Regions from separate parts of the Mus musculus genome. Here all the other regions are linked to region 3. Evidence: chromatin loops called from intact Hi-C (ENCODE). Cell type or tissue: gastrocnemius. All regions are shown on one strand. Links, peaks and the distances in the headings refer to the core of each region. The heading gives the core; the rest is flanking DNA.

Evidence for each region. A loop is a pair of places that touch in the nucleus more often than their neighbours do. Peaks named below come from ENCODE experiments on the same cell type or tissue, not always from the same donor. Only the 100,000 strongest peaks of a DNase experiment are listed, where the experiment ranks them.
Region 1: a loop joins it to region 3, with 2.5 times the contacts of the local background. A loop is called at or near these places in 12 of 42 quality-filtered maps.
Region 2: it touches region 3 in a loop (2.1-fold over the local background); 3 of 42 quality-filtered maps call a loop at or near these places.
Region 4: it touches region 3 in a loop (2.1-fold over the local background); 6 of 42 quality-filtered maps call a loop at or near these places.
Region 5: a loop joins it to region 3, with 7 times the contacts of the local background. A loop is called at or near these places in 25 of 42 quality-filtered maps.

Annotation. Positions count from the first base shown.
Region 1 is chr8:23,158,904-23,165,363 of GRCm38, forward strand. Nkx6-3 (NK6 homeobox 3) reads left to right here. Exons shown (of 3, transcript NM_029002.2): 3 at 1-45. It overlaps Gm30306 (a long non-coding RNA gene), which reads right to left. Exons shown (of 3, transcript XR_378803.4): 3 at 5,838-6,460. Among named protein-coding and RNA genes, the nearest start is that of Gm30247, 6.2 kb to the right of the region's middle. In gastrocnemius, for the core only: no CTCF peak of the experiment used is centred there; no DNase peak of the experiment used is centred there.
Region 2 is chr8:22,947,385-22,953,844 of GRCm38, forward strand. No RefSeq gene overlaps it. Among named protein-coding and RNA genes, the nearest start is that of Ank1, 24 kb to the right of the region's middle. In gastrocnemius, for the core only: a CTCF peak has its summit at 3,564 (motif pointing right); no DNase peak of the experiment used is centred there.
Region 3 is chr8:23,025,959-23,030,958 of GRCm38, forward strand. All of the region lies in intron 1 of Ank1 (ankyrin 1, erythroid), which reads left to right. Among named protein-coding and RNA genes, the nearest start is that of Gm51563, 8.6 kb to the right of the region's middle. In gastrocnemius, for the core only: CTCF peaks have their summits at 2,114 (motif pointing right) and 2,510 (motif pointing left); DNase peaks (open chromatin) are centred at 1,872, 2,136, 2,469, 2,777 and 1 more place; H3K4me3 peaks cover 1,006 bases; H3K27ac peaks cover 1,051 bases.
Region 4 is chr8:22,804,178-22,810,637 of GRCm38, forward strand. Ap3m2 (adaptor-related protein complex 3, mu 2 subunit) reads right to left here and starts at 1,477. Exons shown (of 9, transcript NM_029505.3): 1 at 1,399-1,477. In gastrocnemius, for the core only: a CTCF peak has its summit at 3,770; DNase peaks (open chromatin) are centred at 1,484, 2,609, 3,287, 3,837 and 1 more place; H3K4me3 peaks cover 4,376 bases; H3K27ac peaks cover 4,036 bases.
Region 5 is chr8:23,105,977-23,110,976 of GRCm38, forward strand. Ank1 (ankyrin 1, erythroid) reads left to right here. Exons shown (of 44, transcript NM_001110783.3): 18 at 56-154; 19 at 1,906-2,004; 20 at 2,200-2,298; 21 at 3,272-3,364; 22 at 3,681-3,753; 23 at 4,371-4,394. Among named protein-coding and RNA genes, the nearest start is that of Mir486, 34 kb to the right of the region's middle. In gastrocnemius, for the core only: a CTCF peak has its summit at 702; DNase peaks (open chromatin) are centred at 3,014 and 3,456.

The DNA.
Region 1 (6,460 bases), core at 770-5,769, 130 kb after region 3:
AATAGATAAATAAATCAGTCTAAAAAAGAAGAAGAAGCAGAAACCATCATCCATAGACCAAATTGTTATCTTCAGTTACCTTCTTTTCTTCCACATCCCAGGTGTTTTGGGGTTAAGGGAAAGGGAACAGGCCTGTTGCTTACCACCATCACAACTTCTTCCCTGACAAGCACCTCAGGGTCTAATGGGTGAGCACAGATTTTGGCCACAGCTCTTGAGTGTGTCATTCCTATTAGAAGGACTTGGGTCCTGTGCCCAGTGATGGGTTTCAGATTAGGAATTCAAGCACACCGAGGTGCACTGTGCTTCTAAGCACGGGACTTATTAGGAGAGCTATTAACACCCTAGAAAGACAGCACAGTGAGAACCCTGAGCAGACTTCAGACCCACGAAGCTAAATCTGAGTCCTTAGATTTCAGGAGATAGAGGGCTCATGTTAGTGGTTCTCAACCTGTGGGTTTCAACTCTTGGGTGTGGGGGTATCAAACAACCCTTTCACAGGGGTCACCTAAGACCATCAGAAAACATAGATAATTGAGTTACGATTCACAACAGTAGCAAAGTTACAGTTAGATGAAATAGCAATGAAAATGATTTTTGTGGTTGGGGGGTCACCACAACACAAGGATCTGTATTTAAGGGGAACAGCATTAGGAAGGTTGAGACCCAGTGTCCCGTGCCACAGAGTTGATAAGTATTCCATAGTTTGTGCTTACAGGCAGGTTGTCTCTGATTCCTAGACAACAGGGGATGGAGCGAGGTTTAGCTCTTTAGTTGATGTATGTTCGTCATACCAAATGCACCAACCTGTAGCCCCTGACAGCTGAGGGTGTTTATAATCATCTTAGGGGGGACATGGGGGATATAGGCACACGGTCAGCTGTGTTGGGGTGCCAGCCATGTCTTCTGCTGCAGCTGGGAGAGCAAAGTGGCTGAACAGTTTTAGTTCCAACCTAGCACTCAGGTGAGGCCAGGTGAGGTTAGGTTAGCTGCCTGCGGTGTCTTGCCAGGTTCAGAATGGTCGTACCTGGATGGTCATAATCCAAACCCGAGACAAATTCTGAGCTTCCATTTCTGGAACCTGACTCTGTGCTCAGACCTTCCTCAGGGTTGACCCTGGAATTCCATAACCCTCCTAAGGGACAAGGGACAGGGAAGCCAGTGGACGGAGCTGCGCCACTCTCTGCACCCTTGGGTGAGCTGCTCCAACTTCCGTGACTCAGTTCACTCATCTGTCAATGGAATAATAATTATGTATGCATACTTTGTAATAAGATTGAACAAGATTAAAATAATGAACATGGCATGAGGGAGCAGGCCTTTAATCCCAGCACTCAAGAGGAAGAGACAGGTGAGGCCAAAGGCAGCCTGGTTGACTTAACAGTTCTAGGCTAGCCAGGCCTCCATCAAAAAGAGAGGCAAACGCTGAGATTCCACATCTGGAAGACAGTTAGACCATGTCAAAGAAAAAAGAAAAAGAAAAGAAATGAAATGAATGTAGCTGGCAGATACCAACAGGAAATACCATTCTTAAACACTGAGAGCCTTGCTTCCAACACATGTCTCCCACAAGATTGCTGGGTAGAAACTTGACTCCCACAGGACTAAGGAGTGAAGCCTTTGGGGAGGTGGTCCGCCCTGGAAAACTCCACCATCATGCACTAGGCTGGTGACCCTTAAAAGGAGTTCACCTCTTTTGGGTCCTTCTGTCTCTTCAAAGTGAGGACACAGTTCGAGTTACTTAGAATCAGAAATGAGTGCTGAACTGGGTGGTACCTTAGACTTAGTCTCCAAGTACTGGAATCACAGGGCTCAGGCTCATAGCAGGATGGATGTGTGAAAGACACAGGCCAGTGTGTGGCTCCCCACTTTGGCAAGTGGTAGCTGGAGCGTTGGGACCAAGTGCATTCATTTTTCTTTAAGGCTGGTACCCTGACTATAGCCTGAGGCTGGAAGACAAGTTCTGTGAGATGGATGGGATCCAGTGAACTGTGCTCTGAGTCCAGAAGGGCATGGGCACTTAATACCACACACCCTACTCTTCCTCTTCCGGTTCACACTAGTGGTCAAGGCTGGGACACATAGCTACTGGTTCCTTTACGTGCCCACACCCCCATGGGCCAGCTGCTGCCTGGGGGTGGGGGGTGGGGCGCGGGGTTCAGGTTCATGTCACTGAAAACTCTCTTGGAACTCTGGACTACAGCATCAACCGAAGCTTGCAGGGGCACCATCTTGGACATGGTGCTTTTATGGAAAGCGTGTGCCAGTAGGAGACCCTCCACTTACCATTTCCCCCCTCAACATTTGGAGTCCACAGGGTTACACCACTCGCCTGGTCCCCACAGGCTTCTGTGCCTGTGCCTGTGGCTCCAGGCTTTGCCTGGCATCAGCGGGTTGCAACAGGGCTTCCAGCTTGCTCCCTGAAATGCTGTGGAGTGGGCGTGGTGGTCTAGGGTGAAGACTCCCGCACCACCAGCAAAGGATGCTTGCATGGGTTCGGTGCCCTTCAGCCAGTCACCTTCCAGCTGCTGCGGATGGCTGGCGTTGCTATCCTCCAGATGAAGATGCTGAGGCAGAAGTGTGCGCCGCGTACTCCGGACACATGAGCTCACATTCATCCTGCTCTCTGAATGTCGTGCTCACCTCCCACTGTATTGCTGGTGAACTCCCGCTGGTATACTCCTGGAGCGTTTGTTAGATATTTGTGATGTACCCTGTGCTTCCCTTATCTTACTTCACTATCAAGATATCCTCAGGGCTGGGTGATTCTTCTCACCTTCTTTAGGACTTATTTGGTAGTGAATAAGAAACCAGAGAAGCCATGCAGTTTGCTGAGCAACCTCCTGCTCAATCCGGGCTGACTCTGGAGCTCCCAATTTTAACTATAATACACAAATAATAATACAATACAATACAATAAAAATAAACAATAAATAAAATAAAACACAATAATAAAAATATAGGAAAAAAAGGAAAATTTAGATTAAAAAAAAACCTTTAAGAATGACATGGTAGCAGACAGCTATTATCTCAGCTCTTGAGAGGCTGAGGCAGGAGAGTATGCACTTGAGACCAACCTAAATTGTGAGTACTGTTCCATCTCTGTCAGGATCGAGGTTCTTGCGCTTGCCAGATGAGAAATTCAGAAGTAACTTTTCTGTGAAGAGTAAGAATACTGTGCACAAAGTAAAGAAGAAACCAATTATGTGACTACCTTTGTGTAATAAAATGTTATCTAAAGTTAAAAAAAAAAAAGGAACAGGCCAAGCTATAGGGTAAGCTATTGTATAAAACAAAACAAATTATAAATTAAAAAAATAATAACAGTTGATGAAAAATCAGGGCTGGGACACAGCTCTGTGCTGGAGGACGTGCACGGCATTCTGCCCTGGGTTCTGTCCTCAGCACCAAAACCAAGTAAATAAAACAAGACTGAAAGAATAACAACACTGCAGGATGGAGAGGACCACCTGAGCATGTGTGTGTGTGTGTGTGTGTGTGTGTGTGTGTGTGTGTGTGTGTGTGTATGTGTGTGTACATGTGTGTGCATGTGAGAATGTGTATGTATGTTATATGTGTGTGCATGTGCGTACGTGTATTTGTGTATGCACGTGTTTGTGTGCACGAGTGGCTCTGCAGTTGGAACTGCTGACATCATCTAGGAACAACCTACCCAGCCTCAAAGGTGCTCTGAATCTCAAAGAAGGAGGACGGAAGGGAATTCTGGGTCTCAGTGCCCTGAGGCATGTCTTAAAGTGACAGAAGGACCCAGAATCAGAGGTGTAAAGTAACACAGTTGATCCTGGCAAGGCTTGTTAGGAGTGTTCAGTGAGCTAATGTCACTCACTGCCCATGGACTGTCATGCCCATCAGGAATAGCCTCTGGGTCTGTACGCACACTATGCTAACCAGTGTCACCACGTCGCACAGTAGAGCTAGAAACAGAAAGCTCCATTCTTGTCTGAGAGTTGATGCCCTGTTTTCCTCACCGGCCGCTGTGATCGACACTTGGCTTTCTGCGTCTGAGCTTGGTGGTCTTCAACTCCTCGGATAAGGGAGATTGCGCAGATCTGTTTTTCCATTCTCTGTTTATATGCATAGCATGTGCTCCAGTTCCACCCCTACTATCCAAAAGGAGGATGTCCTTTCTCATTTAAAACCTGTCCTTTCATTTATTTATTTGTGTATGGGGCAGGGGCGGTTCATGAAGGTCAGAGAACTTTCAGGAGTTGACTCTCCCTCCACTGTTTAAGTCCTGGGGATCCAAGGTAGGTCTGCAGCCTTAGCAAGAGCTTTCACCTGCTGAGGCGAGTCTCTTGGGGCTCAGGCTCCCCTTCCCATGGGTGAGTAGGATTCCCTCCTGTGCATATCCCCTGACTTTAAGGATTCTGCTGCGGATGCTGCCACACCTCAGCTATTGTGAACAGCCGGGTGTAGAAACCCAGTGTCTCTTCTGAAGATGATTTCAGGGCTTTTGAATAAGAATCCAGGTTGGCTGGATCGAGTTCTGTCTGGTTTGGGGAACTCCAGTCTCGAGTTGCCTAAGGGTTGTGCCGATTTGCTTCCCCCTAACAGTGGACAAGACTCCTGCTTAGTCACACCCATACCAAACAGTGTGAAGATGACATCGTGGTCTTAATTCACATTCCCCGGGACTGGGGATGGGACTCAGTGGTAGAATGAGTGTCTAGCATGCACAAGGCTCTGGTTTGTTATTTTGGTTTGGTTTGGGTTTTGTTTTATTTTTTGGTTTGGTTTGGTGTTTTGTTTTGTTTTGTTTTGTTTTGTTTTTTGAGACAGAGTTTCTGTGTGAAGCCCTGGCTGACCTGAAACTCATTCTGTAGACCAGGCTGGCCTTGAACTCAGAGATCTGCCTACCCTGGCCTCCAAGTGCTGACATTAAAGGTGTGCGCCGCCATCACCCAGCCAAGTCTCCTAAATTTTAACTGAGTTGTTTGTTGGCCAGCTATTTGAGTTGAGTCCCTTATACAGTCTGGATGCTATCCCTTTTTGAATATATAGCTCGAACATATTTTCCCACAGAGACGGAGCAAAGGAAAGTAGCAAGCTTTGGCATTCATTACGATGAGCAGGTTTACAAGGGAAATGTTCGTTTATACAGGAATGAGAATGAAAAGCTATCTCAGAGCTAACACTACTGACTCTGGGAACCTGCTTGCCCTCCCTCTTTTCCGAAGAGTGCATCACTTTCTCTTCTCCCTTGAGAAGCAAGCACAATATCAGCTTAGGAACCAAGTCCTGTTTGCTAAAGGCAAAACTGTCTTAACTAAAAACCTGCCACATTCCAGGTTCTGTAAAACTCGCTCAGCTTCGGGCGTTGAGGGGGAAATCTCCCTTGGGGTGGAGATTTAAAAAAAGAAAAAAAAAGGCCACCCTGAGATGGTCACAAGATAAGGCCACCCTGAGATGGTCACAAGATAAGGCCACCCTGAGATGGTCACAAGATTAAGACAACGCCTAAACCCATAGGAACCATGATGTATTTCTGGTGTTTTCTCAGCGCTGAGGAGGAAGCCGTTGTCCTCCCTTAGTATGTTTGGGACCATATTCAGTTCCAATGCTCAGTGTGTCCGTTCTCATCTCTCTATGATGCTGTTTTAATTGCTGCTGCAGTAGAGTGCAGCCTCAAGTGAGGGAATGTCTGAGGGCCCAGGCTTACTTCATCTTCTGCTGTGCTTGCCTTTGCTATTTTGGCTTCTCCTTCTTCTTTTAAAAAAAAAATGGTTTCATATAAATTTCAGGGTTTTTTTTCTAACTCACATGAGAAGGGACATTGGAATTTTGACAGGAATTACATCCCTGTGCATCATGGACAGGAGGACACCAGGCCAGAGGTCCCCGGTGATCACACTTCATAGCGTATGCACAATCGGTTTTCCCAGCTTTGTGCCTTCTATAGACTCCTTGGACAGAGCAGGGACACCCAGCCAGATGTCTTCAGCTGGCTTCCTCAGCTCGCCAAGGGTTCCTAGAACTCCTTGGGTGCAGATGATAACACACTGGAAAGAACCAGCTAGCCAGTGCCCCAGGACACACAGAATGGACAGAGGGGACAAACAGTGACTTTTAAAGCCCAGCTTGACTGAGACATAAAGTTTGTCTATCCCAACACCCTTGGGGTTGTTCTCAAATGGCCTGGATTGAATTCTGTTCCTGTAGCCAGGTGACACGAATACCCAAAGGCAGAGAAAGGCCACAAGGAGGCTGTTGTCCTGTCTGAGGAGGGATAGAGGCAGGCACCAACCTTCCATTGTGATGTGAGGAGGGTCTCACTTCAGAAAACCCACTCTGGCTCCCAGGCTTCAACATGTTGCTTTCTTTTAAAGAAAATTATTTTGAGTGTATGGGCATTTTGCCTGCACGCGAATCTGTGTTCCACGTGTGTCCCTGGTGCCAAGGAGGCCAGAAGAGGGGACTCGGAGCCCCTGAAACTGGAGTT
Region 2 (6,460 bases), core at 642-5,641, 78 kb before region 3:
ATAACAGGTATATTTCTAAAAGCTTCAAACTCCAAGTAAGTTCTTGACATCTACAGCAGAGAGTGTTGAATGCTGGCTTTGAAGACTCAGGGTTGGGTTTGCCTCCTGAACTCCCAGCACAGCTGGAAGACACCCCTTGTCTATATTATTAGCCATCCAGAGTGCATGAACTCAGGAGTGTGAGAGACCTGCTTAGCTCACAGGCTACAAAGCTAAGTGTGCCCAGCAGAGGCTAATGGTGTGCAAGGAAGAGAGTCTCCTAAAGGGAAGACAGAACTAGGGGAGAGCTGCCATTTGACTGGCCTAAAATCTTCCAGTTTTACCTCACACAATCCATACTCCCTCTCTCAGACTCTCCCTACTCGGAGGTTATTTTGTATCTCTTATCATTTCTAACAGCATCATGGTTTGGTTTACATAGTTAGATCTTTAACACGGAAATTAATCTTGCTCATGATCTATGATGTGGCCAGCTTTACTTTTCCCATGCATATACACAGTTCCCAGAACATTTATTCATTTTTCACTGTGAAACATGTCCATATGTATCTTAGTCAATTTCTGGAATATCTAGTTTGTCATTGATCTATATGTGTACCTTGTCTTAAGTGTAGCTCTTAAATCTTCATATTACATCAAACAGGACTTCCTATTTTTCTTCTTCAGGGTGATAGATTCTTCTAGGTTTGCCATATATGCTCATCGTTTTATAATTAGCTTCTCAGACTGTTAGACGATCCTGTCGGGATTTTGTGATTACATTTATCCTAACAATAGTTTGATGACATTGTGACAGGATTGATTCTTCCACTCACTGAGAATGTTGGCCCTGAAGATAGCTTTGATTTTCACCACTATTTTTTGTCAACTTCTGTGTGGAATCTCTGAATCTTATCTTTTGTGGCATAACTGGGTTAGACCTTACTTAGCCCAGTGGTAAAAGAAGTGGTGGAGACAGGCCTGGCTCAGCTGTGTGAAAGAACCCATCTGGTTCCCAGCTTCCCAGGAGTTTGAGTTCAGCAATTTTTCTCCTGGCTTTTTTTCTCCTAGGATCTGTTGGTATAGCCAAAATACTGCTACTATTTTTCTAATTAAATTTTTAAATTTTTATTATTACATTTTATTTTTTCTCACTCCTCTGTCTATCTCTGTCTCTGTCTCTCTGTCACTGTCTCTCTGTCTCTCTGTGTGTGTGTGTGTGTGTACCTGCTAAGCCCTCTTGCCAACCTCCACTTTTCTAATTGTAAACCAGTAGTATATGGGAATACAATGTATGTGTGAAATATGATTATACACACATGCTCTGATGGCTAGTCTTGGAGGTCAACTTGACACACTCAGGAAGAAGGAGCCTTGGTTGAACAATTGCCTCTGTCAGATTGGCCTGTGGGCAAGCCTGTGCAGTTTTCTTGGTTGCTAACTGATGTAGCAGAGCCTAACCCACTGGGGACAGTGCCACCTCTGGGCATATGGGCCTGGGCTGTGTAAGAAAGAGCTGAATGGAATATTGTATTCTATGGTAGCACATGATAATCTCAGTGGTAGAAGATGAATGAAGTTGAAGCATCTCTACATCATACTGATGATTAATCTTAGCTATGGAGCAGTTAAAAATACATGTTCTAAGTTCTAGGGTAAATAGGTAAAATATAAATGAATGCAGACAGGGTACCTAATTTCCAAGTAATGGGGATATAAAATGATAAAATGTAACTATGAAGTCCAAAATAAGGAAACATGAGAGACCAAGCCAAGTAGTTGAAAATTCATAATAAGCATAGGTGTAAATACACCAATAATTAATTTATTTGTAAATGGACTAGAACTTCCGTTGAAAAGCTACAGGTAACTAGGGAAAGAAACCCTAAAAGAATACTAGATGCTGTTTGAAAACAAGGCAATAAAATCTTTTAAAAACTCCAAAATGTTGAGGAACAAAACTATATTGGAAGATTACTAATGAAGGGAATTTGACACAGCTACGTCAATCTGAGACAAGACAGTTTATGGCAAAGAAGCACTATTAAGATAAAGATACTACTTAATAATGGTAAAAGTTTTACTTTGTGAAGAAGATATGGAAATCTAAACTCATATAATTCTATTAACATAAGTCCAAAATATACTACACAAAATTACAAAGAAGTGTAGTGAAAGAAAAAAAATACCCATAGTCACAGTGATAGGTCGGTTTGTCTGTTTAGTGATTTTTAGTGGTTGCAGTTTAAGGTTCCTAGAATTCAAACCTAAGTTCAAAGCCCCGCCCCCACACATGTGCAACCTCTCTTCCTTGACACCTCCCACCATAACTGATGGATCTACAGCCAGCACAGACCATCACACTGAGTCTATGCCCTGTGCGGTTCACAGTTCATAACTGCGTGTATCCAGCGTTCTATCATACACACCAGTCTCAGCACCTCCCAGTGTCTTCTCCGCGCTAATTCCTAGTAGTCGCTCTTTTCTTCAGTAACCCCACAGTTGGTTTGTTTTTCTAGAAAGTCATCTACTTGGAATCTCATGTGGTCCTTTCAGGAGGATTTCTTTCAGGTACTATGTTCCTAACTCCTGTCATGACTTTTCATGGTTAGAGAGCCTTATTCTTTTAGGGAAAATGACCTTCCGCAGTCTGGATGCTCACAGTTTACCTGTCACACCTGGAGGAGGTAGGTGGCCCCTTGTTCCTCCCAGTGTTTACAGCTGACAGTAGTCTGGATGCTCACAGTTTACCTGTCACACCTGGAGGAGGTAGGTGGCCCTTGTTCCTCCCAGTGTTTACAGCTGCTCTAAAGATCCCTTTGCATGCTTTCATGGACATGCATTTTTAATCTTTGAGTCCATATCGAGGGGAGAAGCTGATGGTGTTTTATAGTAAGAGAACATATGAGCTTGATGTATTTCTGGGTCCTTACATCATATTGACTGCTTTTGTGGAAGATAAACTTGTAAGGAATTTGGAGGAGGCTGCCAAGCTGTTTTCTAAGCTGGCTGTGCTCCTGTGGTCCACATCCCCAGCAACACTTGTGTTGCCCAGACATAGTGAGTGTGCAGTGGTGCCTTGCTGTCCTAACTGGAGTCTCCAATGGCGGAGGCTATCTATGGTGTGCTCTTCCGTAGGATTATTGTATCTTCTGTGCCTTGCTGTCCTAACTGGAGTCTCCAATGGCAGAGGCTGTGATGCCCTCTTCCATAGGATTATTGCATCTTCTGTGATGCCTGTCTATGTCTCTTGCTCATATTAAAATTTGCTTTGTTGTTTGTATTTTGTTTGTTTTTTAATCAAGTTTTAAGCACCTTTTGCATACTTGATGCTCATAGATTACTTAAGGGTGACCGGCCCTTACCAGATATGTTTTGGTTGTTTGACTTCCTAAGACAAAGTCTGAAGTAGCACAGACATGCTGCATACTGGAGGCTACCCTGGGGTTCTTGGTCCTGATGTGCAGTAGGCACAGGCATGGTAAGTCTGTGTTGTTGTTGTTGTTGCTGCTGCTGACATCTTATTTACTGTTATGGGTGTTTTTGCCTGCATGTGCCTGTGTGTGCAGGGCCAGTGGAGACCAGATGAGGGCATCAGATCCTCTGAAACTAGAATTCCAAATGGTTGGTGCTGGGGAGAGAACGCGGGTGACTTCTGAGCCATGTCTCCTGCCCCTCCCATGCTCTCCTCGGATGTTGTCTCTAAGTCTGTGGCTTGTCCTCTTAGTCTCTCAATGCTGACTTGCAAAGGAAACACGTTTATTTTAATCAGGTCCATGATTATAAAAATATTTGTTATAAATAAAGTTATAAGGATAAAGGGCTTATGATTTCATGATTTCAGAGACTCCCACCATGATCATCTGGCCCTGTTTTGTTTTGTGTTTGTGGCAAGGTAGCAACTCACATCATTATGACAATTGTATGACGGGCTAAGGTTGCTCGCCTCATGGCAACTGGAAGCAAAGAAGGAAAGGAAGTGTCTGGGGCACCAACATTATCTTCAAAAGCCCCCACAGTGACCCAACTTCCTGGAAGTAGGCCCACCCTTTGAAGGTTTTGTTACCTCTCAGGATCACCTCAGGTTGACAGCTAAGACTTTAGCACATAGTCCTTCTGGAGGGAGGGCTCATATTACTTACTGCACTCTGCTGTGTCAAAATACTTGATGAAAGGGGAGCAAGGAAGGAACAGGTTCTGTCCGCTCAGTTGGGAGGCAGGGAACACATGATAATGAGCACCCCTAGCTGTGGCAGCTGTAAACAGCTGGTCACTGTGTCTGCAGCCAGGGAAGGACACTATACACAGTTCATTTCTCTCCCTTTTTAAGAAAAGTAATTGTTTTTATATAATATATTTTGATTATGAATTCCTTCCCTCATTTCCTCCCAGGTCCCTACCTACCTAACTTAATGCTCACATTCTCTCTCTCTCTCTCTCTCTCTCTCTCTCTCTCTCTCTCTCTCTCTCTTTCTTCTTCTTCTTCTTCTTCTTCTTCTTCTTCTTCTTCTTCTTCTTCTTCTTCTCCTCCTCCTCCTCCTCCTCCTCCTCCTCCTCTTCCTTCTCCTCCTCCTCCTCTCTCTCTCTCTTCTTCTTCTTCTTTTTCTTTCTTTCTCTCCCCCAACAAACAAACAAACAAACAAACTCACAGAAACAAATCTCAACATAAAAAGTCAAAACAAATAAGCAAAGGACTAATAGACAATGGCAAAACTAAATGAAATGAAACATGCAGCCTAGAAAAAAACCAAACCAAACCAAAACATGCCAACACAAAATGAATTCCTGAGCGTAGGGCCTGCCCCGGAGTGTGGATGATACACCCAGTTGAGACTCCATTGAACGAAGCTGGTTTTTCCGTTGCCAGCTGGTATCAGTATCAGATGGCTTCTTGGTTAGATGTAGGGTCCTGTACCCATTCCTCCTCTCAGTGCCGGAACCTCATCTAGCTTGAACCTCTCCAGGCCTTGTGCACGGTACCACGGTCTCTGTAAGTTCATGTGTGCACCAGTCCTGCTGTGTCTGGAAGACACTGTTTCCTTGGACTCCCCATCACCTCTGGCTCTTACAGTTTTTCTGCCTCCTCTTTCCCATAGATCCTGAGTCTACGGAGGAGTTTGATAGACATCCCACTTGGGACTGAGTGCTCCAAAGTGTCAGCTTCTTTGTGCACTGTTCAGTTACAGGTCTCTGCATGAAATTCCATCTATTGCAGAAGAAGCCCCTCTGAGGAGAGCCGAGTGAGGCATAGCCCCCCTTTTCCATCTTATGGATCAGATCACTTGTACCACGCCCGCCACTCCCCTCCAGATGACCCCCATCCACTATCCCAGCAGTGGTCCAGTGTAGTTTCCTGTTTCTGTCACTCCAGGCCAAGTACTCACGTCTGAAGATCTGGAGCGAGGTACTTCCAACAAGAGAAAACACGCAGCGTTTGTCTCTCTGGGTTTGGGTTGCCTCGCTCAATATGTTTTCCAGTTCCATTCATTTACCTGCAAAAGTCATGGTTTCATTTCTTAACACGGGAGTAGCATGGGCCACGTTTTCATTGTGTCCTCATCCGTTGAAGGACACTAGGTCGCTTCAATTTCCTAGCTACTGTGACTAGAGCAACAGTGAACATGGCTGATCTGTTGGAGTATGATGCAGGACACTTGGCATATGCCAAGGAGGGCTTGATCTGGGCAAATGGTAGATTTAGTATAGCTTTTTTGAGAATTCTCCACAGTGACTGTTGTAATGTTTCCCTGTTTATTTCTAGTTCGTTTAACTTGGGGTATTTCTGTCTTTTGGTTAGTTGGGCCAAGAGTCTGTCAATTTTGTTTGACTTCTCAAAAACAAACAAACAAACAAACAAACAAACAAACAAACAAACACAGCTCGTAGATCTGTTAATTCTTTGTACTGTTTTCTTTGTTTCTGCTTCATTGATTGAAGCTCTGGTTTTTCTTACTTCTTGCTGTTGGATGGATTTGGGTTTGGTTTGTTCCTGGTTTTCCAGTTTATCAGTTGCATTCCTAACCCTCTTGTCTGTGCTTTTTCTTAAGTTCTACTGTAGGAGCTTCAAGCTATTAGTTCTCCTCACAGGACTGCTTCCCACATGTCTCAGACATTTTTGCGGTAATGTGTTCTCATTTTCATTTAGTTCCAGGAAGTTTTAGAAAATGCTGTCTTGATTTCTCCTTTGACCCATTCAGTGTTTCGTAATGAGTTGTCTAATCTCCATGATCTTGCGTATTTACCAGAGGTGGTCAATTTTAAGGTTAGTGCATTGTGATCTGATGGGATACAAGGAGTGATTTCAGCCTTTTTGAATTTATAAATATTTATTTTGTGTCCCAGGATGTGATCTGTTTTAGAAAAGCTTCCATATGCTGCTGAGTAGAATGTATATGGTCTGGTGTTTGGATATAATAATATGTAGATATCTGCTAAGTCCATTTGATGTATGATGTCAGTTAATTCTGATAGCCCTCTGCTT
Region 3 (5,000 bases), core at 1-5,000:
AGCATAGTCAGAACTTCTCTGGGCTTGCCTTGTGTCAGGAGCAAGTAGATACACAGCCTGCCCTCGCTCTTCAGGTGTGTGCACTATCATCATAACTGGCTTCTGGTTTTACTGTTGGGAGAAGGGAGATGCAGACAGGTTCAGAGTCTTAAGGAATTCAGTCAAGATCAAGCCAGAGTCTGGACCCTGCATCTTCGGTCGGTTGTTGCCTAGTTCCCTCATTTGTCTCTGCTGTGTTTTTGAGAGAGCATCTTGCCATGTTGCCTAAGCTGGACTTGAGATCCTGTTTCACCCCTCCCCTAAGTGCACCCCCACTCCTAACCTGTTCTTTCATGGAAAGAATGTATTCTCATGGAGACCCTCTTGGGACAGTTACCACCGAAGCATCTCACTTTCGAGTGAGGAATGTAACCCAAAGAGCAAGTTTAGGTGGCAGAGACCACGTAGCCGTTGGGCATGCTGATGGACTACATCCATCTCTGAAGGTGATGACATGGCTGTGATACATTCTACCTCTAGCACCCTGGTAAGAAAGCACCATCTACAAAAATCATTCTTCTGTGATTGATCTAAAGAGTTCTTCTGGGTTCTTGGTAGCAGGCCTGGCCTGGAACTGATATTCTGGCGCTCTGGGTGCTGGATTCTGCCTGTTCTTCTTTGGCTCTGACCCCTTTCCCTTCGTGCTATCATTTCATACTTGGGGCCTGTCCCTCAAGGTCCCTTTACCTGCTACAGCCTCCCAATCAAGATGGAGTGGGCTCCTAGGACTCTGGGCTCTAGCTCAGCTCCAGCCTCTGAAGATTGCAGCTGAGAATTAATTGCTATTCATTTTTATGTAGGTCACGTTTTCTTTAGAGGAAGTTGATGGGATTTCATTATCTGTGGAAAGCAGCCATACCAGAAAGAAGAATACTTTTGATTGATAATTTAGCTCAAGAATAGTGTCCCACTTTAACAAGTCTCTTGGGGAGCAGATGACCCCAGAGGGAACTATATGTATATCTAGTAGTCTGTGTATTTGGCAAAACTTTGTGTGTCCTAAAGAGAAGCAGGGCTGGGCCTGTCAGGACTTATAGATTTGATCTAGAAACTTGGGGCAGTATATAGTGGCCATCCCATCCTGACTAATAGCTTACCAAAGGAACATAGAGAACCCGGATGTTCCCCAGAGAGGCAGACCAGCTGAAAGTGCCTTAATTATATTCTTGTTAGCCCCAAACTAGATTGAACAAACAATTGTTTGTATTCACTGTAGGCAGGAGCAACATTCTGGACATTCCTGATGATGTTATCTGAGGAATACCTATACTCTGCTAGGAGACCTTCATTTATGAAATACGAACTTTTCTAAGGTTGGGCTGTGGCTCTGTGGATGAGATCTTTTCTAGAATTCAAAATGCCCAGATTAAACCCTAGCACTGCAAAAATCAGAAACAAAACCAGGAAGCACTCTGCCAACACAGAGTTCTTTAAAAAAAAAAAGAGAGAAAAAAACAGTAAGGAGAGAGTAGCCTCTTAAATCACAAGATTTCATAGTAAATTTATGCAGAGAATCAAAGAAAATCTGAGCATCACAAGAGTGCTGTACTCCAGAAAACTGTGACTGTCACATCGTAGGAGATTTGGACAGTAGAAAGCAAGCCTGCTGCTGGGGACTGGGACTCAGGAGGCAGAGCTTCTGGGGACAGACCCAACTTCACTCTCTGCTTGTGTTCCCTGGATCTGCCAGCAGCTGCCCCACTCCACCCCCACCCCCAGGCACCCTCAGTTTCACATCTGTGAAATGGGGGCAGTAACATCCCTTCTCTGTGCTGCAAGGACCAAGTGGCACCTCTAGCTCCCAGGAGCACAGGCGCGGTGCCAAGTGCTGCGGGGACCCTAGCTTTTGGTTTTGTTCCAACAGCCTGAGCCTCAAGAAGAAACATTAAATCGTTTTTTCTAGGAAATGCCAAAATTGAGGTTTTCCTTTGAAGCTTTGAGGAGGAAGCTTCTAAAAACCAACCATGTGTCCTTACAGGGCCCTGGTGTGTAAATAGCAGGGGGAAATGCCAGACAGCAGAGGGCTGTAAAATAAACAAGGCGTATTCCAGTGAGACTGGGGGAAGTCAGTGGCCCAGAAGGCACCAGGGGGCGCTCTGGAGCTGCAGGGAGGGGTTCTACACGATAAGGTCCAGCCTGCAGGGTCCTTCCCTCTGCCCGCATACTCATGCACAATCTGAAGATGCGTCCCCCGGTGTCCCTTTGGATCTTCCACGGAGAGGGTCTTCTTGGTTTCCTTGTCTAAGATGCAGTAGATGAGGCACTGTGGGAAATGGGACCTGCTTTGAGCTGTTCCCAGGCTTGCCCTCGCACTGGGAACTAGACTCCTCCAACTGACAGTCCCTGGTGAGGGAGAGCATTTCAGTACCGCTTATCCCTATAGCATCTCATCAGAAGAGCCACAGAGTGATCAAGTTCACTCTGAGGCCAGAAGAGCAGATGCACTCCCTCTGGTGGTGACCGTGCTTCTCCGGCAGAAAGGCTTTCTGGAGGATATGTCTGTTTCCCTGGTGGTTGGATGCCCCTGGGCTGCTGTTGAAGCCGAAGGATCTGGCAAGAGATAGAGGCTGGTGCCATAGAAGGAACCTGCAGTTTTCTCCACTCGCTGGCATACAGAGCGGGTGCTGGTGCTGACAGGATTTTCACAGCTGGTGGGAAGCCACAGTGCAAGAACAAATGAGGGAAAGCAGCTCGGAGAGGGAGAATGGTGTGTTAGAATCAACACAGCTGAGTAAGTGTGAGGTCTGGGTGAGAAAGGGCTGTCGGGAGTGGGCGGGGCCAAGAAGGGGTAGTAAGGGTATGGCAAATCGAAAGATAAGCCCCAAGGCCCTGTTTCCTCTCCCCTCGGGCACACTTTAACTGTAAGATAGAACTGGTAAATAACTCAGAAATGATCTTAGCACATCATTAATATAGACAAGTTGCACAAAAGCTGTGTGTGTGTGTGTGTGTGTGTGACCTTGTGTTTGAGAATAGTAATGGACATTATAAAATGGAGTCTGGAAAAATCATTTTTGCCATTTTAGTGATAGAAAATTAAATGTGTTAATTTATAATCCCACCTAGCCTAATTTTTCTTTTAAAGGCTGCTGTATTTATTTTAAAGCCTTGAACATAGAATACAAAGGAGGGTTCAAATCTCATTATTGCTTCTTTGATGCCTGAATCATTCATATCCTAGGATGACCCACTGTCAGTAAGCCCCAGGAAGGCCCAGGATACTTCCGGCCCTGCATCAGTGCATCTCAAAGATCTCGCATGCACCACCAAGGGATGGTAGAACAGAATTAGGAAGTTACAGGCAGAGAGCCTCCAGCCTTTCTAAGGCATCGACTCGAATCCTCTCCTGAGCCTGGGGTGCTCTTACTGATGCATAGAAAGAACAAGAAAGAAGGGGGAAGAGTCCAAGCCCTTAGGGAGCGCTCCGAAAACCTTCACATGTTTACTGAGCACGTGCTACGTGTGAGACATAGTTGTTGGTCTTGAGGACTGACACTGTGGCCAGGAACAAGACAGTGGTCAGAATTATTAGAAAGACAAGAGCGTCGATCAAGCAGTGAATTACGCAATCCATGTAGCAAAGACTGAACCTATTGACAGGAAGAAAATTAATATAGACGAGGCTGTAGGTTTTGTCAGGTAGATGAGAAAGGAACACACCTGGCTGGAGGCCGAGAGGGGAAAAGCTGTTTGAGAACAATATAGTTTACGTGAATACAGAGGTGTCCAAAGGATCACACGTTTATACAACACGAGGCCTGAACAAATACAGATTCAAATTCTTAGGTGTAGTGGCTGGAGAGATGGCTCAGTGGTTAAGAGCACTGGCTGCTCTTCCAGAGGTCCTGAGTTCAATTCCCAGCACCTACACAGTGGCTCACAACCACATCTAACTCCTGTTCCAGAGTATCAGATGCCCTCTTCTGGCCTCCACAGACACCAGGCACAGATGCACATGCAGGCAAAACATTGGTACACATGAAGTAAAAATTAAATTAAAAAAATCTCATGTGTGTCATAATTCCCATTTTCAAAAGTTATTTATTATTCATACATAAAGAAAAAAATGACTAAGAGAGTATGTTGAGTTGTGAGTGTCGATACTGTGATCCAGACATTGTGCGTGAGTTTTAGATTCTTCTTTTTCCATATGATCGTGCGGGCGTCCTGCCAAGCACTTTATAAGCCTGTGTGAGCAAGTCACAAGCCAACTGTGTGAAGGATAATGGCAGCCACATATTGTCTCAAGTGGGAAAACAGTAGAAGCAACCCATGAACTGCTTAGGGACACATATGTGAGTCCTACAGAGATGTGTGCTGTGGCCCCAGATGAACATGGGGAGAGAGAGAGAGAGAGAGAGAGAGAGAGAGAGAGAGAGAGAGAGAGAGAGCTGGGGAAGAGGCAGAAGGTGGTTTACTGATGTTCGTGATATTTCGGTCTTGAGCTGAGTGCACCGTGTTCTTCTTTACCTTTTTAATACATGCCTTGACTTACATCATGCATCTAAAGATACAAACAACTACATTAAAAGTGACATCAGTATAATGTTTGCTTCAGATGGAGGAGAGGCAGAGGACAGGAGAGCTGAGTAAAGTATGTCTGCTTTTTTCCTAAGCTTGGGTGCTATCTTTTTTCTGTTGCTTGTTAATTCTTACTCTCTTCCTTATCTTGACCAACCACAACTCTCCCCCCAGACTGTCCCTTCTAGCATTTCGAAGTAACTATATTTTTCTTTGGCTATTGGGTAGAGGGAAAGTTCTCCCATGTGTCGGTATGGAGACTTGTAGTGAGACTACAAAAACTGAACGGCTTTGTAGTCTGTAGTTCTTGTATCACCTCCAAAAAGATCACATGCTCTATGTGAGACACAAGACACCTGGGTAGAAGCCCAGTGCTCCTGTTACAACACATCCATGTTACCTCAACTGTTCCTCAGAGCAGTCTGGAGTGTTGTGTTAGC
Region 4 (6,460 bases), core at 688-5,687, 220 kb before region 3:
CCAAGTCCTCTTCCCATTGGTGCATTCAACTTTTTGATACTGCCAACACGACACTGTCATCCACAAAAACACCCTCAGGAAGCATACAAGTCACAAAACGAGATGGGAAAGCAAATGTCCCCATGACTTAAGGAAGTTTACCGTTTTGTGTTGGGCAACGTTCCTAGCTGTCCTGGGCCACATGTGGCCTGCAGGCCACCGGCCAGACATACCTGCTACTATTACATGAGCCCTAAGGATTCTTCCCTTGAATTCCCAATAATAACTAGCAGCCAATTTGTTTGTCTGTTGTAGATTTTCAGTTCTCTGTTATTATTGCCCGAGTTAGATCCACTTAAAACACTAGTTTCAGGCTTGTGAGATGGCTCAGCAGGTGAGGCTTGCTAACGATCCAAACAATGGGATTCAATTTCATTGGGACTCATAACATGAGAGAAGAGAAGTGACAACCTGTTGTTCACATGGGTGCACATAAATATACTTAATTTTCTTTTAAATCCGACTTTGCCAGGCACTTGGGAGCTAAGACAGGAGGATCACAAGTTTGAGACTAGCCTGGGTTACATAACATGATCCTGTCTCAAAAAAACAAACAAAACAAAACAAAACAAAAAAAATCTAGATGAAATAAACAAAGATGTTAGGCACTATTTAAATGGGTAGTGGGCATTTGAAAAGAGGCCGATAGTACTGACATATACTGTAAGATTAGAGACTGGACAGCTTCGGTTGGGAAAAAAGACTCAATTTTAAATATCTTACCACTTATTTAATACTGGTAATATGTTTGGGTCAAATGAAATATATTAAAATTTAACTTATCGTTAGCTTACCACGATTCCTATTCGAAACAGCATATGTGATGTGCTTTCTACTTCTCCTGAGCAGAGCCAGCCCCTGGAATCTTTGCCACTGTGATCTTTACTCATTCACTAAGGACCTATTCTCTGAATTATTTGTGCACAAAGCATTCCGCTGGATGCTTAAAAAAAAAATCTCTGGAGACACCCTAGTTTGTCTACAGTGACATCTCCAGGATGAGGCAGCTTTGCTGCACCCAGGGGTGGCCTAGAAGCGAACTGACTTGAGCTAGCACAACTGGTCACATTGCTAAGACCTGTTTTCCTAGTGCCCCAGGAGAGAGTCCAGATCGTCGGCTGCCAAGACAGCCATCGAGAGGTTGCAGCCCAGCAGCCTGCAAGCCTAGGGTATTGGAGGCCCTATGGGCCTTGGGGCTCCAGCCTGAAAACTGTCCAGAAGCAGGGACCCTGGTCCCAGAACTGTGCACCTGCGTTGCCATGGCAACGGCATTTGTAGCCCGGGACTCTTCCCGTACCTCTCTCCCAGGCGACGCCCAACGCAGCCCTTCCCATCCGCGCGCGCCCAGCCCAACCCTACCAGCTTCGACCAGGTCTCAGGCTCCGTTCCGGCTCCGCAGCGCAGTCGCGCTGCGCAGTGCTCCTTGCACGAAGGCTCCGCCCCCTCCTCACCGCTCTCACGTTGATTGGCCAGCCGCTCCCCGGCTGCCGCTCCTGCGCTCTGATTGATCGCCGTTCGCTTGCTAGGCTCTAGCATCCGATTGGTCTTTATTGAAGGTCCGGTAACCTTCAATTGGTGTAGCTCTGAGACTCCAAGCCCCGATTGGAGGATGAAGACAGTCGGTCATCCAGTCACAAAGGGCCTCCGGGGAGCTAGAAAGTGACCGGAAAGGTAAAATGATTCCCGGGATGCTTCTAATTTAATGCATCACAGATAACCAATCATAACTAACCTCCATTACACAGGTGCACTTAAAAAGCGACTGCTTGCCGGGCCTGTGGCGCAGGTCTTTAATCCCAGCACTCAGGAGACAAGCAGAAGTATCTCAGTGAGTTCGAGGCCAACCTTGTTGTCTACACAGGGAGTTCCAAGCCAGCGGGAAAGAACCGGGAAGAATAGAGGAAAGGAGGGGAGGGGAGAAGACAAGAGAGGAAAGGAAGGGAGAAAAGTAGAGACGTAGTGGGGAGGGGGGAGCAAGGCAGAGAAAGAGTGACAGACAGACAGATAAGACTGACTTCTCCTTCCAGACTCTCAGTTCCCAGATCCGATAATGAAGGTGTTGGGGCAGGTCTTTGAAACCACCTTAAATTTAAAGAGATCACAGGTTACTGTGACTCGGGAAAGTGTGAAGCAGAGATCCGATGGAAATTTTATCTTCAGTTAGATTAAAATGAGGCATTCGGTAAGATGAAGTGTGAAGGGGGTTGCAAAAACTGCTGGGCACACTGTAAGATGAAATGACAAACTGCGGTGATGACGGTCGTGCCAATCTAGATGAGTCTCCGAAAGGTCTCTGGCAGTACCTAAAAACAAGAGGCCCTACCTCAAATCAGATGGAAGGTGAGGAGTGATATTCTGACTCCTACAAGTGTTTCCATGCACAAATGCAAACGCGTACCTCATACATGCAAAAACGGGTGTGTGTGTGTGTGTGTGTTTATTTTCCCTTTCGTTTTGTTACTTGAGACAGTTTCGCTGAACAATTCTGGCTGGCCGGGAAGTCTCCAGATCGGGACAGCTTTGAACTGTTTCCCTCTGCCTCCCGCCTCCGGAGTGCTGGGATTAAAGGCTTGTGCTGCCCACCTGGTCGCTACTCACCCGGGGCCGGGCGCGCGCGGGGGAGGGGTGTGAGAAGAAATTTTAAAAATAATTTCAAAGCTTAAAAAAAAAAAAAAGAACGATTTGTGACATTGCCTCATACGTCCCGTTTGAAATTACAGAAGAAATAGTCATCAAATGAGAAGATTTCCGGAGGAAGAAAAGAGATTGGTCCAAAAAAAAAGAAGTTTTCAAATAACATACTTAGTTTCTAAGTAGTTATTTAGATAAAGATTACTCTCAGAAGCAAACCAAACCTCTGCTTTGCAAACATTTGTCTACTGTGTGCCAGACCCAGCTGCTTCCTGTTCATCAAATGTGGGTTTTTTTGTAGCTAGAAGTGAAGACCAGAAAAACTTCCTCTGTCAAGTCACCTCCTGGGTTTCCTTTTCTCTGCGTGGCTTACTTAGCATTGCCTGAGTGTTACAGGTGGCCTTTTTATCATTTGAGAATGAGTTTTCAAGTTTTGTTAAAAGTTGACTCAGTGAGATGTGACGCAGCTGCCCCAGAATTCCCTTCAGCATCTGCCTTTATTAAGTACAATGTAAGGAAGACCGTGACCACTCCCTCCCACAGACCAGACGCGGAAATGTGACTTTGTATAACTCGTCCTATGCTCCTCAGCACACAGACACCAGCCTATTTTTCTCTGCACACTGTTCCGCCTTCTCTCTCTTGATCTATTCTCTTAGGCTGTACTCCCCCCCACGCCCAGTTCCCCAGACAGATCTTGTAAGCTCCATCTGTCCTCATTCTAGGATTCCTCAGACAGCTTATAGGCGTGTGGACCTATAAGAACCTCCCAACTCCCAAATTCACGTGGCAGCCAAAGATTTTTTTTTTCTGGCGCTATAGATTTTTTTTTATTTTTTAAAAAGTTCCTTCATAGAATAGACAAAGTAAATATTGAGAATTTCATCAAAAATACAAGTTCTTTGAAAGTGCATAATCATTGAAAATAACCATCTGAAACACAAAACAAATCATCTTGATTGTTTACATAACCATTCTGTCTTTTCAGCCAAGAAAGCTCTAGCTGTTCAAATGTGAACGCCACTAGAAAAGCGACAATAGGGAGTCCCACGGAGCTTTTGCGCAGCGGCGGACTGGGCAGTGCGCTCTTGGCCACGGAAGGTGGCGCTGCTGAGCCTGCGGGGACAGGCTCTCTGGACCCAACCATCCTGGCTAAAAAAGAAACTTGCGGCTTCCACAGTGAATTCCCGGGGGTGACTCCTTTCTAGTCCACCGCAAAGGCGGGAAATAAAGCCGGCCCCCGCGGACAAAGCGGCGCCTCCACCCACGCAGCTGCGGGGAGTCGGGAGGGTAGGGGAGGAGGCGGAGGATGGTTGCCATGGCGACGAGCCAGCATCTGAAGCCGCTGAATGGACTCTTTGTTTTGAAGCCAGCTGACGGGTGGTGCGGTTTCTAAGGTGCAGGGGGAGGCGGGTCTCGCCGGAGTCACTCGGGTTGCGCTGCGGGGACCATCGGCTCCCACGCAGGCCTGCCCTGGGATGGCGCCGGACACCTGCTTCCTGTCCACATCGACTCCGCTAAGGACTGGGCGAGCAGGCTCAGGGAAGCCAAACAGAATCAGTTTGCCGGAAGAAAAACAGAAAGGGAGCTCCTTACAGAGACTAGAAGTGGCCAGCGCTGGCCTCTCCCTTGTGAAAGTTGGTCCCTGGGGCGAGCTGAAGGGGTAGAGATTTCCCTGAGTACTCAATAATCAGTATGTATGGTATGGGGTAGCGAGTGTGAGCGCTGGCGTGTGTATTTGCATTTCAGGAAGTGGTTGCTTAGGCAGCTGTGAGACTAGCGGTTGGGAAATGGAAACTCTCAGAGCAGCCTGTAGTTTTCAGTTTTGCCGTGTGTACTAAGCGCTATGTGTAAAGCAAAAGCAAAAGTTTAAACAAGTTTAAACAAGGAACGTCCGTGTGTTGGAATACCCTCTGTCTACCTAATGGGCTTTGGAACACTGGAGAGCACCCGAAACTTTATTTAATACTTGAATTTTAAAAAATATGCAGGCATAAACTGATACCACTAGCCTGCAGACAGGTCATCAGGCAAACGGAACAGCAAAACCTGCCGTCCTTCTCATCTTGTAGGATGCGGAAGGAGATCGTCATTATTGAAGAAGCTCATTGCATAATTCAGCCATAACAGCGTTCTTTCACCAAAGTTCTAAAGAAGATTTATAAGTAGGGAAGGTTTTTCTCAAAAGTTTGGGTCCATGGCTTCTTGGTTTAGGGCTTGTGGCCACACCTGTGAGGGAGTACGCTGAAGGAGCCTCTACTTTGGATATTTTCATCACGGGGAAGCGAAGACTGAGATAGGATGGGGGTCCGAGTTCCAACCCCCCTTCAAAAACACACGCTCAATTGGCTTGATTCCTTCAGCTATCTTTCAACAGCATCAGAGGCAGGGGGTCAAACCTTTTGGGATGTATATGCTCAGATCTAAACTATAATACTGCTATCTATTGTAAGATCAAAGTAGCCACGGGGACCCTCCCTAAATTAACCATATACAGACATCATATCAAGAGCAGTTTTTCTCGTAAAATGGTGTATTGTTAATGAAACAATTAACTTTTAAAGAATTTAAGAAAGAGAGAGATCTTGAGGTTGGGTGGGTAAGAAGATGGGGAAGATCTGGGAGGAGTTGGGGGAGGGGGAGCATATGATCAAAACGGAAAAAAAAATAAAAGTAATGATGTATTTTACTATCCATGGGTGTAGGTGCACACACATTCACAACACAGGTCGTGGTCTGAGGACAACGCTAAGGCGTCTGTTCTCTCCTGCCATCTCCTCAGATCTGGGAGGGAGACTCCAGTCCCCAGGGCTCCATACAAGCACCTCTACCCACTGAGCCACCTTGGTGGCCCAAATAAGAAACTTAGGAATTCCAATGTCACAGATGATCTCTCTACATAGACAAAAGGAACTTCCTCAGGGTAACAAAGGTGACCAATAGGAGGCAGAAGAGGCAAGCATGGGGAGGAGAGAGAGATTGGGTACAGTATATACATGAATTTTAAATTAGCTATTACTTAGTGATTGCGTGTTTCATCTATTTGAACACTTACCGTGTGCCTCACTGAGTCCCACATTAAGAATTTGATGGGGATTATTTCATCTATAAAACGTTCCCTATTTTACAAGGGAAGAAACAGTTATGCCCTAATTGCCCCAATTTCACACAGTTAAGGCAGCTACAGGGTAGATTTGAATTCATGCCTGAAAACCCAGACTTTATACAGGGAGGCCTCAAGTATCACAGAGCACATAACGGAGCTGAAACTGCCTTTGCCGAGGTGACCGAGGTGACTGCCACTGTTTTCCTTGACTTTCAGACAACTGGGGCTGGAGTTAAGCCTCTGTCCTTTTTGTCTTGCAGGGGACCGCAGTGCGATTCCCAGCACCTATGTGGTGGTTCACAATAGCCTGTAACTCCAGTTCTAAGGGCTCTGTCACCCTCTTCTGACTTCTGTTTGTTCCTGTATGCACACAGTGCAGTCAAGCACACGCATACACATAAAAATATTTTAAATAAAGGAAATTGTTGTGTTCACCTCTACAACATTTTGATGCCTCTGGAAAGCAGAGAAGGTTGGGCAGTGTGTTATCCAGACTGACAGTAGCCTGTGAGCCCAGGGTAGGAAAATAGATGTTGAGGGACTTGTACAAGTTACTACCTCCTCTCCTCCTCAGTCTAGAGCCTCTGCCCGGGAAAGAGCAGTAGTGGTTACTCTCCTGCACACCCAAGAAGAGTCTCGTCTGTGCCTGTGGGTATCACCTGCTTCTAAGAGTGAGAGGCTGTA
Region 5 (5,000 bases), core at 1-5,000, 80 kb after region 3:
TGCAGACAGAAATTCTTCCCTGGCTTAAAGTTGGTGCACATCTGTTTCTTTTTAGAGTGGACTCACTCCCCTCCACCTGGTGTCACAAGAAGGCCATGTTCCAGTGGCAGACGTGCTGATCAAACATGGCGTCACCGTGGATGCTACCACCCGGGTAAGGCATGAAACCCGTGCCTGTGTCTGTAATGGATGTCTCTCTCCCTTAGCTGCATTCCCCAACACGATCCACCCAGGCATACCACCCCCCACCCCAAACCTTAGAACATCACAGAGGCATACCCTCACACCTTGAAATTGTCTCCTTCATGGAGACAAACCCTTGAGGATCAACACTGATCTGCTTCCTCCTGAGTCTGGAGACACCAGCGTTCATGATCACTATACCTGGGAGTTTTTTTAGTCTGCTAGATCTTTGAGTCTGTCATAGGAACTTGGATATTAAGTCTGGTCTCACACATGTAGAACGCATGCGAGGGAAAACACCAGGATTTCTCTGGGTTGCTTGGAAGTGCAACCCCTTTTATGCCAAGACTGTGTTGGGTGGAGTTTGACTTTCTCTCAAACGTGCCGTGGCAAAGAGCCCTGTGTCGTGGCTTAAGGGTGAGTGTATGGCAAGCACATCTGTCCCCAGTGACAGGAAGGAGTCACAAAATGAGACATCCAGAATAAGAAGGTGGCAGTCCAGAGGGAGAACAGAGCACCTCCAGCTGGTGGGATAAGGAACTGCATGGAAAAGAAGTACTGGTTCCTTTTGTTTCGGGATACAGGGCTGAGGATGTAACTCATGTAGAGTTTGCCTAGCTGTGTACAAGGCCCTCAGTTCCGTCCCCAGTGCTGAAAAAGAAAAACAACCCCCAAGAAAGGAACAGAGTAACGCCAGCAGCACCATGCACACATGCACCCCAGTTCCAGAGATGCACTACTACGATGTTGTACTGAAGACACCCCAAGAACTGCCTACAGCTTCAGCCAAGATCTCTTTAAAGCCCAAGGGCGTCCTGGACCTAGTTCAGAATTTGGGGGGTTCTTCCTGAAAGGATCCCGTTCTAGAGGTTAGAGCTGCCTCATAGATTACGAAGCCATCCCAGGACACAAAGGTCTGACCCATAGGGTCTGTGTTAAGAAGGTCTCTGGAATCTTCAGCTGGCTCCCTAGGGTCATACATGACCAAAGAGGGCCTGGCTTATCAGCCATTTGGGCAGGACACCAAGTAATCCAAGGGAGCAGAGCAGAGTCTGAACACGGAGGACGTGGAGCTGGCATGTGAGAGACCTGGGTTCATCCCTACCAAAGATAAACAAACGAAAATCAATAGGAAATTAGCACTGAGCCCATAGTCACACAGACAACCATGACCCATCACTTTAGATCACGGTCAGTCCCTACAAACTCTAGTAACTCAGCCATCACTTGTATGCTTACAGTGAGGCTCCGCCCCTCTTGTAGATGAGACAAGTCTGCTGCTGTTGAATATTGGCACGGCAGTACATGGCTGTCTGTCCGTCTAGTGCTCCTCTGAGCATAGACCAGTGTGTTACCCTCTCCTTCTAAAAAGAATGCTTCTTAGATCCCAGTACAACTCTCTCCAATCCCAGCCTCTCTAAGAGCTGCGCCGGACGTCGGTCCCCACTCTGTCTTCTCTCTGCTTCACATCAACTGCCCTTGCTCATCTCCCAGGCTATCAACTTTCCACCCAGCCCCTTCTTCCAGGTTCACGTCAGCCTCCACTTGTCTGCCGCCAAATCCTGCCCCTTCTCTAAGCAGCATCGGTGACATGTCTCATGGTAGCCCTCGCCCTTCCCCGACGGCTTCCTCCCCTCCCTTAGATGGTTGCTTCTGTAAGGATTCCATTTAAGAATGGCTCTGATGGAGCCTTGCCACCTACACCCATTTCTTGCCTTTCAGATGGGTTACACCCCGCTCCATGTGGCCAGTCATTATGGAAACATCAAGCTGGTGAAGTTCTTGCTACAGCACCAGGCAGATGTCAATGCCAAGACCAAGGTACCTTACACCCCTGGGCACTCACTTAGGAATCAGCCAGAGCCACTCAAGACCCCACCTCAGTCCTAAGTTTTGAAAAAAGGAAATGGGGTGGGGGGGGGAGCAGGAGGGATAGTAGATGGACTTTGGAGTTTGCATGCAGTTCTTTCCAGCAACTCTTAACCAACCCTGTCAAATGCCTGCCTCCCTTCGTAGCTAGGATACAGCCCCTTGCACCAGGCAGCTCAACAAGGACACACAGACATTGTGACATTGCTCCTGAAGAATGGTGCTTCTCCAAATGAGGTCAGCTCGGTGAGTACCTACCCGGTCCCGTTTGAGACAGATCAAGGGGCAATGCCAAGACCAAGGTACCTTACACCCAGCTCCCAGGCTAACATCTCCTGGGCGCTCACTTAGGAATCAACCAGAGCAACTCTGAGGCCCTGCCTCAGTCCTGAGCTTTGAAAAAAGGAAACAGGGGGTAGGGACAACCTAACTACATAGGTTGTTGACAGTCTTGGGTCTGCACAGAGCTGTGTGCCTTGCATATTCCAGGCTTAGACACTGGAGTGATCGTAGAATAGTGTTCCCAGCACCATGCCTCCTCTCCTCTGGCTCGTACCTATTTCTGCTGACACACCCTCTGGTGTGTTTGAAGCTGCCTTCACTATGACAGGAGTAGGCAAATTTAAGTGCTTTGGGCCTGCCTCAAAGACACCCCTAGCAGCCTTGGTGATTTCAGGATGCATTTCCTGCTCTCCTTGCGGGGGTGTGTAGGGTTACCTTGCAAGGCTGTTCCCAGCTTGGAAGGCTGTAGAGCCTTGCCTGTAGAAGTGTTTGCTGAGGGTCTGCACAGGGCTGAAGCCACGTGGACTCCAGGTCACATTCTGCAAGCAGAGAAGGATTTCACAGAGAACAAAAGCTTCGGCACTGTGCAATTTTCCCTGAGCTCTTCTGCCAGCTGGATCCTGGGGTTTCCTTACTGGCTCCTCCCCGAAGTGCTTGCCTGCCCTGGGAGCGGGGGCAGGTGGCAGCGGGGAGGGTGCCTTGTTCTCATGCCAAGGCCATATACCCAACACCTAGGGCTTACAGTTTGTCCTATTCTCCTTCCTGCCTTGTCCCATCTCTGTGGCCCCAAGGATCACATACTTATGCATACCTCTTCTTGGCTCCAAGGGCCAGTCTGTCTTTGTGGGCGCTTGTGAAGAATCCAAGGGTACTGGATCTGTGCTCAGGAGACAGACTCTCCTCTCTGACTCTCTCTCTTGTCTCTCCTTTGTCCTAGAACGGAACCACACCTCTGGCAATAGCCAAACGTTTGGGCTACATCTCTGTAACAGACGTGCTCAAGGTGGTCACAGATGAAACCAGTGTGGTGGTAGGTCTCCACCCCCTACCCCAGCTGTGGCCATGGGCCCTGAGGGTTACTGCCCAAAGTCAATGCCTCCCGCCTGGTAGGCACTGTTTAGCTACAGGTGGGGCATACTGCCACCTAGTGACCAAAGAATTGAATGGGCGAGGAAACGGGAAGTCTGGGCATGAGCTTCCAGATCAAATGCCTCCTGGGCCTGGCTTTCTTTGGCAACATATCTTTTCTATCACCTTTCCTGGCTGCTCATTTGGGGCAGTAGCAGGACAGAAACAAGTGTGCCTGGCTCCTTATGGGTCCCAGCCCCCGCCCTTTCTCTTTTCAGTTAGTCAGTGACAAACACCGGATGAGCTACCCTGAGACGGTGGACGAGATCCTGGACGTGTCTGAAGATGAAGGTAAAATCTTTGTGGATGAACTCAGGCTCCATTCTCTCAAGCATCCCTCAGAGCCCCTCAAACCTATCTAGCCTAAACATACAAGTATACAATGTAGCTAGGGAGACCCACTTCTTACAGACATTGCCTATTGACAAAATAACTCCTTTCAGATGATCTCGAGTCTTCATGGGCAAGTTAGTTGGTAGGTTTGATACAATTGCATTTGATCAAGAGCTGGCAACAGCTGCAGCAACATCTGGCTGCTGTTCTCCTTGAGCTTCAGTAACTAATAAGGCAGGTTTTTAAGACTGAGAACGCATACTGGTCAGCTGCCCTTCTGACCTAGTGGGGCAGAAAGTTTGAAGTCTTCTCCATTACCATTGGGTGATGGGTGATTAAGGTTTCAACTTTGTGATCTCCAGAGTATCTTTCACCTCCTTTCTCCCCACTCCCAAGTAAGCCCCAAATCAAGGGAACCCAGGATAGCGAGGATGGGCTTGATCTGTGGCCCCCTCTGTCTAGAATTTGGTGGTGGTATGACGGTCAGCTAGACAGTTCTAATGCCCCCTTCTTAATAACGTGCCTCTCACTATACTGGGTCTGATGCTTCAACTTGGCTCTTCTTTGCCTTCCAGGAACTGCTCACATATCTATAATGGGTATGAAATGCTTTCTGTTCCCTGTGGTCTTTCTCACCAGAGCACATCCCACCATAAGCACACAAGTTCCTCACTAACCCATGCCTGCTTCTCATCCTCCGAGGCCCGGCCCCACGCAGGGCCCAGAGCTGACTAAAACAGGATCGCACACCATGAAACCACCCCTGTATCTGTGTTCATGCCTCTGTGTTTGTGCTCATCCTGCATGAACAGTTCTATGTCCATCTTGTTGGCTCCCGGTCACAGGGACAGGGCTGCAGATCACCAGGGCCAGGGCTCCGGATGCAGTGGGAGAGCCAGGACGGGGCCCAGGGCCCAAACCACTGCTCTTAGTCAGGCCAAGAAGGGAAGGAAGGGGTGTGCAGGTTGCCAATTTAGGTGCGACTACAAACAATAAATCCAGAAGGAGGAATTTACAAGGTATAGAAGTAGGAATGGAAATAAAGGGAGGAACAGATCTGAGTCCTGTGCTGTTTGCCTCTCTGTAATTGCAGATTGGAATGATCTATAACCTAGGCAGGGTGTGTAGTTCATGCTTCTGATCCCAGCATTCAGGAAGTAGAAACAGGAGATCTTTGAGTTCAAAGCTAGCCTGGTCTATAAAGA